3 separate regions of the Homo sapiens genome follow, and all the other regions are linked to region 3. Evidence: chromatin contacts called from ENCODE Hi-C or POLR2A ChIA-PET data. All regions are on one chromosome and are shown on one strand. Each heading gives the region's core, a stretch centred on a gene start or an enhancer-like site at or near the end of the contact. The rest is flanking DNA. Distances are from core to core; before and after follow the strand shown.

What was found. A loop is a pair of places that touch in the nucleus more often than their neighbours do. ChIA-PET counts read pairs that join two places held with the same protein, here RNA polymerase II (POLR2A). Pooled maps may share reads with other maps.
Region 1: a loop to region 3 is called in a map of ovary, with 4 times the contacts of the local background. The contact joins the promoter of PODN here to the promoter of ECHDC2 in region 3. A Hi-C loop is called at or near these places in 5 of 168 maps with a recorded cell type or tissue (ovary, posterior vena cava, sigmoid colon and 1 more) and 5 of 50 pooled maps. POLR2A ChIA-PET finds 5 or more read pairs at or near these places in 4 of 52 experiments (A549, BJ, GM10248 and 1 more).
Region 2: a loop to region 3 is called in a map of mammary epithelial cell, with 4 times the contacts of the local background. The contact joins the enhancer-like site here to the promoter of ECHDC2 in region 3. A Hi-C loop is called at or near these places in 1 of 168 maps with a recorded cell type or tissue (mammary epithelial cell) and 2 of 50 pooled maps. POLR2A ChIA-PET finds 5 or more read pairs at or near these places in 3 of 52 experiments (CD8-positive, alpha-beta memory T cell, GM12878 and HEK293).

What each region holds. Positions count from the first base shown.
Region 1 is chr1:53,059,905-53,064,212 of GRCh38, reverse strand. PODN (podocan) reads right to left here and starts at 2,000. Exons shown (of 11, transcript NM_153703.5): 1 at 1,905-2,000. RefSeq lists a silencer at 1,835-2,022.
Region 2 is chr1:52,749,298-52,753,462 of GRCh38, reverse strand. All of the region lies in intron 1 of ZYG11B (zyg-11 family member B, cell cycle regulator), which reads right to left. Among named protein-coding and RNA genes, the nearest start is that of ZYG11B, 25 kb to the right of the region's middle. Within about 2 kb of position 2,447, at least 3 of the 41 ENCODE cell types and tissues checked have a DNase peak (open chromatin) inside an H3K27ac peak, as active enhancers do; they include mammary epithelial cell, where a contact is called at or near this core.
Region 3 is chr1:52,919,726-52,924,025 of GRCh38, reverse strand. It overlaps ECHDC2 (enoyl-CoA hydratase domain containing 2), which reads left to right and starts at 2,286. Exons shown (of 10, transcript NM_001198961.2): 1 at 2,286-2,473. The coding sequence starts at 2,353. It also overlaps the pseudogene LOC112268226. RefSeq lists silencers at 2,310-2,539, 2,388-2,566 and an enhancer at 1,901-2,583.

The DNA.
Region 1 (4,308 bases), core at 751-3,250, 140 kb before region 3:
TGGGGAAATGTTTGCTGAATGAACGACTTTGTGAAAGGCAGAGTTGGAAAAGATCTAAAGATCTGCAGTATGATCTGCTCTGACTCCCCCAGTTTGCAAATTAGTGTGTTAAAGCCAAGGCCAAGAGTAAAATGTGGGTCTTCTGACTCCTGCCCAGAGCCTTGAGTTGGCCTTGAAGACTGAGCGGGAGTTCTCCAAGTGGACGGAGTGGGAGAAACAGCCCTCCAGGCAGAGGTAGAGTGTGATCAAAAGGTAGGGGTGGGGCTAGAGGAGAGGGACGTGTGTTTAAGGAAGGGTCAACAGGGCGGGAGGCCTGGGTGGCCAAGGGCCTCCACCGCCATGCTAGTGTTGGTGATAGGGACTCATTAAGGGTTCCAAGCAGGACACGGCCAGCACTCGCATGTATGACTACACCAAGCCTAAAAGTGCCACCATTAGTAATCCCCTATCCTAGACTCAGACAGAAGGGATAAAGTGTGCTCCCACAGATGACATGAAAACAGTCGTGTGACTCTGACATTTCTTAACTTGCACTCTAGGCTAGAGTAGACTGGGTCTTGGGCCCTAAGAGTGGACATGAGGGAGCAGAACCCCCAGAGCAGTCCCCCCTGGTCTTTCCCAGGGCAGTCCACGGGCTCTTCTGAGTGACCTACCTCGGAATGCTGTGCGCCTGCAGATCAGCCGGCCTCCTTGCTCACCATGAGCCCTCCTGCCTCGCCGCTGCCTTCCCAGTGTGGAAGGTTTCTATATAAAGGAGGGATAGGGGACGGGACCACCCAGGGGCTCTCCCGGTTCACACCAGTGGCGCCTCGTGGAGCAGGGCAGACCACAGCTTCCCCTTCCCTGGCCAGCCGGTAATCGAAGGGCAGACAGGTCAGTAATTCACTCCAAGCGCTGGGTGAGCATCCTCCGCGCCTCCCGGACCAGCTCAGTCAGTGCCGCGCGCACCGGGGCCGGGGTGCTCGCCCCTTGCTGCCGCGCCTGCTCCTCTCCAAAAGGCTGCGGCTGCCTCTCCTAGCCCCAGCCCCCGAGGCTGCCAGGAGCCTCGCAGCCCCGCCACCACCTCCTCTTCCACCTGACGGAGCGTCAGGTATTCCAACGCCAAGATCTCGTCCCCCGCCCCAGGCCGGGCTGTGGCTCGGGGACCTGGAACCTGGGGCTTCTGCCTCATTCGCAGGAAGGCGCGGATCTCGCTCCTCGCGCTTCGCGGACCCCCACCCCTTCCTCCCTCCAGCTGTCCCGGCTGGGAAGCAGCCGCGTAGACAGATAGACGGACTCCAGACCGCCAGCTGAGACCTTTAGCTCAACTAGTGGTTGGCACTAAGCTGGGGCGGCACAGTGGCCGGGGAAGCCGAGCCCCGGAGGGGACCCACCCGGCGTCCGACGCGCCCTGGGGCCAGACCTCTGCCCCTCTCTGGGCCTCAGTTTCTCTATCTATAAAGAGGTGGAGGTTGGAGTCGCTAGGGGGCCTGATGAGTTGACGTGGAAAGACGCGGGGATACTTCGGGCCCAGGCTCTCATGACAGGGGTCCCCGCCCCTACGCAGTTCCACCTGCCCCCCACATTCCCTGTCGCCCGCCGGCGTCCTCCCACTCCAGCCCCCGCCCCCAACCGCCCTCAGATTCTTTCCAGATGTGCGCAGCGGGAGGGGCCTGGGGACGGGGACCAGCCTCTGCTCAGAGAGGAGAAGGCCCCTGCCTGGGTCCTGACTGCGCAGGGGTCGCACTCCAGAGGAGGAGATCTCCGGCCGTGCCCTGGGTGCAGGGTCCTACAGAGGGGGTGAGATGCGGCGGGCCCGCCCCAGGCAGCTGCTGGAGCCATCCGGAGAGGCGGGGACGTCTGAGTGCGCTGCCCGGGCTCAGCCCCCGGCCCCTCGGCCCACCCCGGCTGCCAGCGCCCTGTACCTGCTGCGCCCCGGCGCCGAGCGGCGCCCCACAGGCCGAACGCGCTCCCCCAGTCTCAGCTGCGCTCCGCGGGCTCGGGCTCCTTCCATTCAAGTCAAGCTGGGCGCTCTCCGCGACGCAAGTTTTGTTGTGGGTTTTCTCCTCCCCGCCTCTCTCCCGCCCCCTTCCCCCACTCCCCACCCGCCCCGGGAGCATCTGCTGGACGCCGGCCTCCTTCGGACACAGGCGTAGGGTCCCCCCAGGCGCGGGCAGGAGAAAGCCTGCCCCTCCCCGCTCGGGACTTGGCCGGTTCCCACTTCCCGGGGAGGCAGAGCCGCCGCACCGACCCCTCTCAGCCCCGGCCGCCGCACCACGCCCCCCGAACCCCCACCCGGGAGACCGGGAAGGCGGGCTGTCTGGTCCGCGACGCTTCCTAGTTCCCAGCCTTCCGCACTGGAACTGGACCCCCTTTAGGCCCCGACACCTGAAAGGAGGGCTGGGGAGAGGGGTCCTTCGACCCAGTGCCTCTGAGCTGTATCTTCCTCATTACAGAGGATGTTGCAACCGCTCCAGGCACGAGTACCTTTCCGTTCACTCTCCCACCCTGGGGTCCTGGGCCGTGGCTAATGGGGCCGCCAGCCAAGACCCTGCTGGGCCTCTTCCCGGAAAAGTTCCCCACGCTCCACCCCACCCTCCACTCCCATCCCTGTTGGCCCTGGGCCCACAGCCTGGTGAGCCTTGAAGAATGGTAAATTGGGCCGGAGTCGGGGACATGCAGATCCCAGTCACAGAGAAACAGGGCGGGTGAACAGTGAGACCTCACACCACCATATTGCTCCCAGGAACTGAAAATGTTTCCAAGTAAAGGAGTATTAACTACTACCAGCTGAAGCAACACTGTTTGGCGCCAGGGGCTTCGGCGGTGGAACAGGCAATGCGGCTGGGCTTAGGTGGTACTTGGCACCTCCACTGTGTAGCAAGCCTCCTCCCCTTACCTGCTCTGGCCTGTGGGCAGGGCATCCACAGCTGCCTCACCTGGCTGTCCTCCCACTGAAGAGGGAGAAGGATGCATAAGTCACACGTGGGACCCCTTGCTCAACCTTAACCTGAATGAATGAATGAATGAATGGCCCCTGTAAAGCAGCTCCAGACTTTTCACTGGCTGCCGCCCCCGTGAGGTTATACCATATGCATTATGCTCTGCTTCACAACTCCGCAAAGGAAGAACTGCTGCTGCCCCACTTTATAGAAAAGAGATGGCCTCAGAAAGGATACTTGACTGAGTAAAATGCCCATTCACTGGCAGAGCTGGGGTTTTGACCCCAGGTTTACCCTTCTCCACAGCCCAAGTTCTTCCCATGATGGAAACAGGCAGGTAACTTGAGCAGGCAAATGTAGAGTCTAGATTTGAACCCAGGACTGTCTGTTTCCATTACACCAACAACCCAAGAACTTAGCAAGAATGGGGAGGGAAAATATTTTGCCTTCTTTGGCCTCAAATTCCAGTCCTTTTGGAGCTCAAACTCACAAGAGTTGGTGTGATTCACAGCATTGGACCTGGACCAACAGAGATGCATCTCGTGTCTTCTCCTGAACATTGAGCCTAGATTCAAGTAGAGCTAAAAGGACAGGATTCTACTAGCTTGAATACTCATGGACTAAAAATCTTTTAGGACAATGAGAGCCAGCACATATTGAGTGCCTAATAAATGACAGGCACCATCCTAAATCCTTAAAATATCTTAATCATCCTAGCCCTGTGGGGAAGATATTCTCTATACTTATAACTGCTAAGGCCAAGGTGTTTCAGGGGCCCGCTACACGGCACACCACACACCCAGTACCCACCACCTCCCAGAGAAATAGGCTTTTCTATGGAATGCTGAGCAAATGCCCATGTGTGCTTTGTGGTTGGCTGCTACTATAGATACAAGCTGCAGGAGGAATCACTTTGAGTGTCTCTGGTGGAAAAATGGAGGCAACCTTGGTGCTCTAGAAGCAAATCCTCTTTCAGAAGGATTGTAAAGGCAGAGTTTGAAATTGAGGTTTCCTGAATCTACTTGTGCTGCTTCAATTCCTTCATGCTGCCCCTCAATTTCAGCTCCTGTTTGATATTACTGAAGTACATAGTGTCAAGTACAAGCTTTAAGCTTGGAGCTGGGTTCAAATCCTAGCTAGGTTCAAATGAATATAAAAATAGTACCTACACTTCACAGTATGTCTAAATTGGAGAATGCAAGTACAGAACTTTACATAGTACCTGTCACATGGTAAGTGCTCAGTAAATGGTAGCTATTACTGCAAAACTATCACCCAGACCTGACCAAATAGCCAGGAAACATTATTAAAATAGAAATGACAAGTGGCAAGAATTAAACAGTAACCTCTGTACTGCCCAGGGAAAGTGCCTTCTAATTCAAAACAA
Region 2 (4,165 bases), core at 1,198-3,697, 170 kb after region 3:
GGGTGACAGAGCGAGACTCTGTCAAAAAAAAAAAAAAAGAACAACAACAACAACAACCAGAAGAAGAAGAACAACCATGGACAATAATTGCTGATGGGAGAAAAAATTGGAAACCTCATACATTACTGGTGGAAATAAAAATGTTGCAGCTGCCTTGGAAAACAGCTTAGCAGTTTATTACAAAATTAAACAGTTACCAATACGATCCAGCAATTCTACTCCTAAGTATATACCCAGAAATAAAAACATGTCCACACAAAATCTTGTATGTGAATGTTTACAGAAGCATTGTTCATAATAGTTAAAAAGTGGTCTGAGGTCAGGCACGGCAGCTCACACCTGTAATCCTAGAAGTTTGGGAGGCCGAGGTGGGTGGATCATGAGGTCAGGTGTTCAAGACCAGCCTAACCAACTTGGTGAAACCCCGTCTCTCCTAAAAATACAAAAATTAGCTGGGTGTGGTGGTGCACTTCTGTAATCCCAGCTATTCAGGAGGCTGAAGCAGGAGAATCACTTGAACACAGGAGGCAGAGGTTGCAGTGAGCTGAGATCATGCTGCTGCACTCCAGCCTGGGCGACATAGCGAGACTCTGTACCCCACCCCAAGAAAAAAAAAATGGTCCGAATTGTTTTTACTCACAACACTACTGACACCAAATTTCTGGGCTTTTCCCACGCCAACAACCAGTTCTGACACCAACTGGGTATCCTACAATTCAATTCGAATTCTGACACTAACTACCCAGAATTAGCATAGCACTACAGTTTAGGCCACTGTCCCCACTGCAGGTGCCAGTCACAAGTCCCAGATTTCCACTTGTACTTCTGACCAATGAACTATAAACTGTGGGATTCCAAGATCCCCTGAGGAGGGCCTCATGTTTGATAATCTGCTAATATGACTCACAGAATTCAGGAAGGCACTTCACTTGCCATTAACTTCCAGGGAGGGGAGAGGGACTCAAAGTTGTTAATAACCAATGGCCAATGATTTAATCAATCATGCATATGTAATAATGCATCCACAAAATCACCCAAAAATGGGGTTTGGAAAGTATCCAGGCTGCTGCACACATTGAAGTGCTAGGGGTGGGGTAGGGTGTGCTGGAGGAGGCATGGAAGCTTCAAGCTCCTTCCCCCATAGGTTGCCCTATGTATCTCTTCCATCTGGCTGTTCATTTGTATCCTTTAAAATATCCTTTGTATTAAAGTAAGTAAAATTTTCATGGGTTCTGTGAGCACTCTGGCAAATTATCAAACCCAGGGAGGGAGGTGTGGGAACCTCCAATTTGTAGCCAAGACTGACAGGTGTTGTGGTTAATCCAGAGACCTACTACCTGAATTGGCATCTGAGGGAGGCCATCTTGTGGAAGTGAGCCCCTCACCTGTGAGGTCTATGTTAATGCTGGTTACTGTCAGAACTGAGGTAAATTTTAGGGCACCCAATTGATGTCTGCTGAGAATAGGAGAATTGCTCCGTATAGGGAAAAAAAAAAACCACACATCTGGTCACAGAAGTGTTCTGTGTTGAGAGTACAGTAGGAGAAAACAGTTTGTTTTCTCCTACTATATGGTTTGGTATCAAAAATATTGAGAGTGGTGTGAATATAAAGGAGTATAAAGAAGGAAAAAATGTTGTTTTTCCTATCACATGCCTTGGTCCTTCTGGCAACCAGCCCAGAAAGAAGTTATCTAGGGGCTCCTGGACACCAGTCAACTCATTAGCATACAAAAACTCTTTTCACTTCAGAGCTTCCAAGGGGTTTGGGAGCTAACGTGCAAGAAACAGGGTATGAAGATCAAATTTTGGGGGGTTTTTTGTGTGTTTTTGAGACGGAGTCTTGCTCTGTCACTCAGGCTGGAGTGCAGTGGTGTAATCTTGGCTCACTGCAACCTCTGCCTCACGTCAGGTTCCAGTGATTCTCCTGCCTCAGTCTCCAGAATAGCTGGGACTACAGGCACATGCCACCACGCCCAGCTAATTTTTGTATTTTTGGTAGAGACGGGGTTTCACCATGTTGGCCAGGCTGGTCTCAAATTCCTGACCTCAAGTGATCTGCCCGCCTCGGCCTCCCAAAGTGCTGGGATTACAGGTGTGAGCCACCGCGCTGGCTATTTTTTTTTTTTTTTAACTATATCATAGTAGAAACAACCCAAATATATCCATCAAAACTGATAAATGGGTAGGGTGGGATGGGGTGGGCGTGATGGCTCACAATTGTAATCCCAGTACTTTGGGAGGATCACTTGGGCCCAGAAGTTCGAGACCAGCCTGGGCAACATGGTGAAACCCCATCTCTACAAAAAACACAAAAATTTGCTGGGTGTGGTAGCAGGTATCTGTAGTCTTAGTTACTCAGGAGCTGAAGTGGGAGGTTACAGTGAGTCGTGATGGCACCACTGCATTCCAGCCTGGGTGACAGAGCAAGACTCTATTTCAGAAACAACAAAAACCAGATGACTGGATAAACAAAATATAGTACAGCCCCACAATGGAATACTACTTAGCAAAACAGGAATGCTGATGTACTGTACAACATGAATGAGCCTTGAAAACATGCTAAGTGGAAGAAGCCAGTCACAAAAAAACCACGTATTGTATGATCCCATTTGTATGAACTGTTCAGAAGAGGTAAATGTACAGAGACAGAAAGGAGATTATTGGTTGCTTAGGGTTAGAGGGAAGGTGGGTTAGAAGAAAATGGAAAGTGAATGCTAGTGGGCACAGGGCTTCTTTTTGGAGTGATGAAAATGTTCTAAAATTGATTGTGGCTATAGTTGCACCACTCTGCATATACTAAAAACCACTGAACTGGGTACACTTTAATAGGTGAAATGCATGGTATGTGAATTATATCTCAATAAAGCTGCTATTAAAAATAGTTGCCAGAGTCAGGCACGATGGCTCACACCTGTAATCTCAGCACTTTGAGAGGCCAAGGCAGGCAGATCACCTGAGGTCAGGAGTTCAAGATCAACCTGACCAACACAGTGAAACTCTGTCTCTACTAAAAATACAAAAATTAGCCAGGCATGGTGGCCCATGCCTGTAATCCCAGCTATTCAGCAGGCTGAGGCAGGAGAATCACTTGAACCTGGGAGGTGGAGGTTGCAGTGAGCCGAGATTGCGCCACTGCACTCTAGCCTGGGTAACAAGAGTGAAACTCCGTCTCAAAAAAAAAAAAAAAATAGTTGCTGGGGGCCAGGCAGAGTGGCTCACACTTGCAAGCCCAGCATTTTGGGAGGCTGAGGCAGGAGAATCGCCTGAACCCCGGAGGCGGAGGTTGCAGTGAGCCAACATTGTGCCACTGCTCTACTGCCTGGGTGACAGAGCAAGACTCCGTCTCAAAACTAAATTAAAATAAAATAAATAGTTTAAACAAGTGTAAACACAAGACTAGAAATAAATACATCAAAATGCTAATGATGGTTAGAGGTCATCTTATCCAAACTCCACATTTCAAAGATCAGGAAAACAGCTGAAAACTACAGGGAATTGCACCTCAAATATGTTCAATTCATGAGTTCATAATGATACAAAATAAAAACCAACTAGTTATCTTTGAAGGACACCAGGGAAATATCAACTCTGTATTTTGAAAATTGATAAGGATGGGCACGGTGGCTCATGCCTGTAATCCCAGCAGTTTGGGAGGCTGAGGCAGGCGGATCACCTGAGGTCAGGAGTTCAAGACAAGCCTGGCCAACATGGCAAAACCCTGTCTCTAATAAAAATACAAAAATTAGCCAAGCGTGGTGGCAACCCGGGAGGCGGAGGTTGCGGTGAGCCAAGATCGCACCATTGCACTCCAGCCTGGGCGACGAGAGCAAAACTCCATCTCAAAAAAATAAAAAATAAAAAAAAATAAACCCCACAAGATCACCAAGAAATTCCTGTTTGAACACTGGCTTCAAGTAATTCCCTCCTCTATTCCCCAGCAAGTTTAGTTTCTTCAGTTGTTACAAGTAAAAGTTGGAAAAAGAGAGACCTATAAAGTATAAACACTTTAGCAAGGTATTCGAAACATTTTCCTAGCTAGTTCCAATCTTCCTCTCTAGCCTTTCTCACTGTTCCCTTCTCCCTGCCCCAAATAAGCTACCTGCCAGATACACTAAACTGCATGTTTAAGCAACCTAGCACTTACTATTCCTTAAGTACTGTAAC
Region 3 (4,300 bases), core at 1,037-3,536:
GTGTATATATTAGTTTTATTTTTGCTAAGGCATGTTTTTAATTTTTGTTATTGTGCTTTGTTTTCATTTTCATTATTTATTTTGAGTAAGTTATACTTAAAACAAAAATCAAGATTCAAAAAGTATAAAAGGGGCCAGGCATGGTGGTTCACACCTGTAATCCCAGCACTTTGGAAGGCCAAGGTGGACAAATCGCCTGAGCTCAGGAGTTCGAGACCAACCTTGGCAACATGGCAAAACCCCGTCTCTACAAGAAATACAAAAATTAGCCAATGTTGTGGCATGTACCTGTGGTCCCAGCTACTCAGGAGGGTGAGGTGGAAGGATCACCTGAGCCCGGGAGGCAGAAGCTGCAGTGAGCCAAGATACTGCCACTGCACTCCAATCTGGGCAACAACAACATCCTGTGTCCAAAAACGTATAACAGGTCAAACCGTAAAACTTGTCTCTCTTACCCTTATTCCCAGCCTCTCGGTTCTTCTTCCCTATCCTTCCAAAGATGTTTTATGTAAATACAATCAAATATACACATGCATACTCTTATCCCCCTTGTTAACACAAATTTTTGTTTTCTTTATTATTTCTTTCAATAGAGGTGGGGTTTTGCTATGTTGGCTAGGTTGGTCTTGAACTCCTGGCCTCAAGCAATCCTCCTGTCTCGGCCTCCCAAAGTGCTAGGTTCATGAGCATGAGCCACCAGACCCGGCCAAATTTTAGCTTTCTTTACACACTATTCTGCATTTTGACTTGTTTCATATACCAATAGATTTTGAAGATTGTTTCATATCAATGCATAAACAGTTTCCTGTGTTTTGTTATAGCTGCATAGTATTCAGATTATTGATGTACCTTTTTTTTTTTTTTAAGTAGAGATAGGGGCTTGCTATATTTCCCAGGCTGGTTTCAAACTCCTGGCTTCCAGGGACCTACCTGCCTTGGCCTTCCAAAGTGTTGGAATAATAGGGTGAGCCACCACACACAGCCCCATAATTTATTTAACCAACCCTCTATTGATGGATATTGAGACTGTGATATAGTTTGGGTGTTGGATCCCTCCAAATCTCACGTTGAAATATGATTCCCAATGTTGGAGGTGGGCCCTGTTGGGAGGTGACTGGATCATGGGGACAGATCCCTTGTGAATGGTTTAGCACCATCCCCTTGGCGATAAACTGGGACCTCCCCACCTAATTTTCTTGTTCCTATTCTCGCCATGTGACATGCTGGATCCCTGTCACCTTCAGCCATGATTGTAAGCTTCCTGAGGCCTCACCAGAAGCACATGACAGCACCATGTGCTTCCAGTCTTTTGCTATTATAAACAATGCTGCAATGTACAGCCATGAACACGTGTCATTTCACAGCTGTGTGGATTTATCTGTAGGTTAAATTTCTAAAATTGGAATTTCTGGGGCAATGAGCTTGTGCATTTATAATTTTGATATAAATTACCAGTTGCTTTTCATTTAAAGACATTCACATCAGCAATGTGAGAGTGCTTTGTATATACTGTGTTTAAGAGAATAATTTTTTTTTTTGGGACGCAGTTTCGCTCATTGCCCAGCCTGGAGTGCAGTGGCGCGATCTCAGCTCACTGAACCTGTGCCTTCCGAGTTCAAGTGATTCTCCTGCCTCAGCCTCCCAAGTAGCTGGGATTACAGGCGCCCGCCACCACGCCCAGCTAATTTTTTTGAATGTTTAACAGAGACAGGGTTTCGTCATGGTGAAACCCTGCCTCTACTAAAAATACAAAAAAAATTAGTTGGGCGTGGTGGCGCGTCCCTGTAATCCCAGCTACTTGGGAGGTTGAGGCAGGAGAATCGCTTGAACCCGGAGGCGGAGGTTACAGTGAGCCAAGATCAAGGCACAGCACTCCAACCTGGGCGACACAGCGAGACTCCGTCTCAAAAAAAAAAAAAAAAAAAAAAAGTGAGGCGCAAATGGGAGGTGAAGCAGTGAGGTTCGCAAGTGTAGACACGCTCAAGGGACTCATTAAATGTCATTTCATTTAAAAAATGAAATTGAGCATATGTGCAAGCAAGGTTCACACACCCCATTTAATCTTCACACCACCACGGGGTAGTCACTATTATCCCCATTTTACAGGATTAAAACACTGACGCTGGGAGGTTGACAGAGTTACACCAAATCACACAGAGGAGCTGGGCTTCCCCCGACCTCCTCCGCTCAAGTCTCCCTGTCCCCGGGAGGTGCGGAAGGAGGCAACAGACGCTTGGCCCATAGGTGGAGCAATTGGCGAAGGCTTCGCCCGACGCCGGAACTGCGAGCTCTCAGCGGGAGCCGAGACGGTGCAGGGCCGGAGAAGCACCTTCACTCCCAGCCTGCGCCCCGATGCTGCGCGTTCTGTGCCTCCTGCGCCCCTGGAGGCCCCTTCGGGCCCGCGGCTGCGCTTCCGACGGGGCGGCCGGGGGCTCAGAGATCCAAGTGCGCGCCCTGGCGGGTCCGGACCAAGGTAAATGTGCAGTTCCGGGGCGGCGCATGACGCGACTGGGACTAGGCCGGAGGCAGCGGGGGACCGGCAGGTGGGCCGCTCAGTGCGTTGAAGGATTCGATCCCCAGTCCCTCCCTCCCAGTTCTAGGCGCCCCAAACCGCTCCAGGCCTGAGAGGTGGGCGGCCGCCTTAGTGGCTCCAGACTCTAGCTGGGGGCGGGGGGCCTCTGGCAACCTCGGTCTCTTCAAAGGCCCTTTGGGGTCTTCCGACTGTGTGGAAGGGGGAGCGGGGTCCGCACGGGTAGGACTGGGCCCCGCGGCCCCCAGGCCAGGAGCGTTTAAGTGCGCGTTCCCCTCCCCCGCCAAGGGTCCTGGCCCGGTTCGGGGGCGGAGGCAGCGGAGCCAGTCCCAGTGCCCAGTGCGGCAGCGGGCAGAGTGAGGAGGGTGCCTCTCCAGCCGCGCGCCCGCCCTGGGCCGCTAGCGAACCTTTGCGTCCTTCTGGCTCCAGGGAAAAGTTCGCTGTTTCTCCGCCTTTTGGCCAAGATCAAGGATAGTATGGAGCGGGGACGAGGGGTGGGGGGCAAAGTTCGCGGGTCACTGGCAGAAAACGCCTCTGATCGCGTGTTGCGTTTTTGTTGTTGTTGTTGTTTGAACTTCTGGAGCATTCAGTGGTGCTGATAACGCTCCTCAGTCCTCTGCTGGTAACCATCAGGGCTAGGCGCTTCTCCTGCCTTGGGTCTCCTCCCCGCATCTCATCCCCTGTCTCCTGCATTTGATACACAGATGGCATTGTACTGTACATTTCGTTGTATTGCTTCTTTTTTTTTTTTAACAAAAGTTTATTCTTAAATGTACAACAGCTCCAAGACAACACTTAATTCCAGCCATAGGTGGCAAAAGATGTTATGGCAGGGAATAGAGAGGTTTAAATACTGATGAAATAAAGGGTCACCATCTCCTTAGGCACAGGGAACAGCTTACTTTTTGCCAGATTTCTTAATTCCACTTGTGGCCAAGGGCCCCTTCCCCGTGGCCTTCCATTTTAGCTCCTCGAGTTTCTTCTGCTCCTCTTTTTGTTTCTGCTTGAAAGCCTTATCTTCCTCGTCCATCTCCTTGGCCTGCATTCTTGGGCTGTTTCAGTGGCTTCTTGCCACCTTCGTGGCCGGACATGGCGCCTGCCGCCCCTTCCCCAGCAGTATTGCTTCCTTTTTACCGGCTTGACAACAAGTTTGAAGCGGGGCTTTGCCATAAAATCCAGTTCCTTGCTCCCTGCTGTTGCCCACTGTTCCCAAGTGTGCATCTACCACCTTCAGTGGACACGGACAGGCCACCTAGAGTCCCACTGCACCACTTGGTGAGAATTTCCTTGAACAGTTAATATTGCTGAACCTTATACCCCCAATCTCATGCTTAGTTCACTACCCAACTGGCAACAGCTCTTAAGACAGTCAAGATTATTCTCCCCACTTTACAGATTAAAAAACTGAGGCACAGAAGGTTAAGTTATTTGAACCAGGTCTGATTTCAAAGCCTGTGTTCTCAACCATTAGGTAATCACTGGCTCTTCTAGTAATTCAGTGACTCAAAATACAGACTTGTACATGTGTAAACACAAAATTATCATGGGTTAAAGACCTTTAGGCTCACTTGCAAATATCGGGAATCATTTTATCCAAAAAAGAATGACAAGGATCAGCAGATTAAGCCTCTGCCCCTGCCAGAGGGCTCAAAGGGCAGGAAAAGGCAGTGAGAGAAGGAGAGACAGAAACCAAGATGACAGTGCAGAGGAGGCATGGGGATGAGATCACACACGGAGCCCTCACAGGGAATGAGTTGGGGTCATTTGATG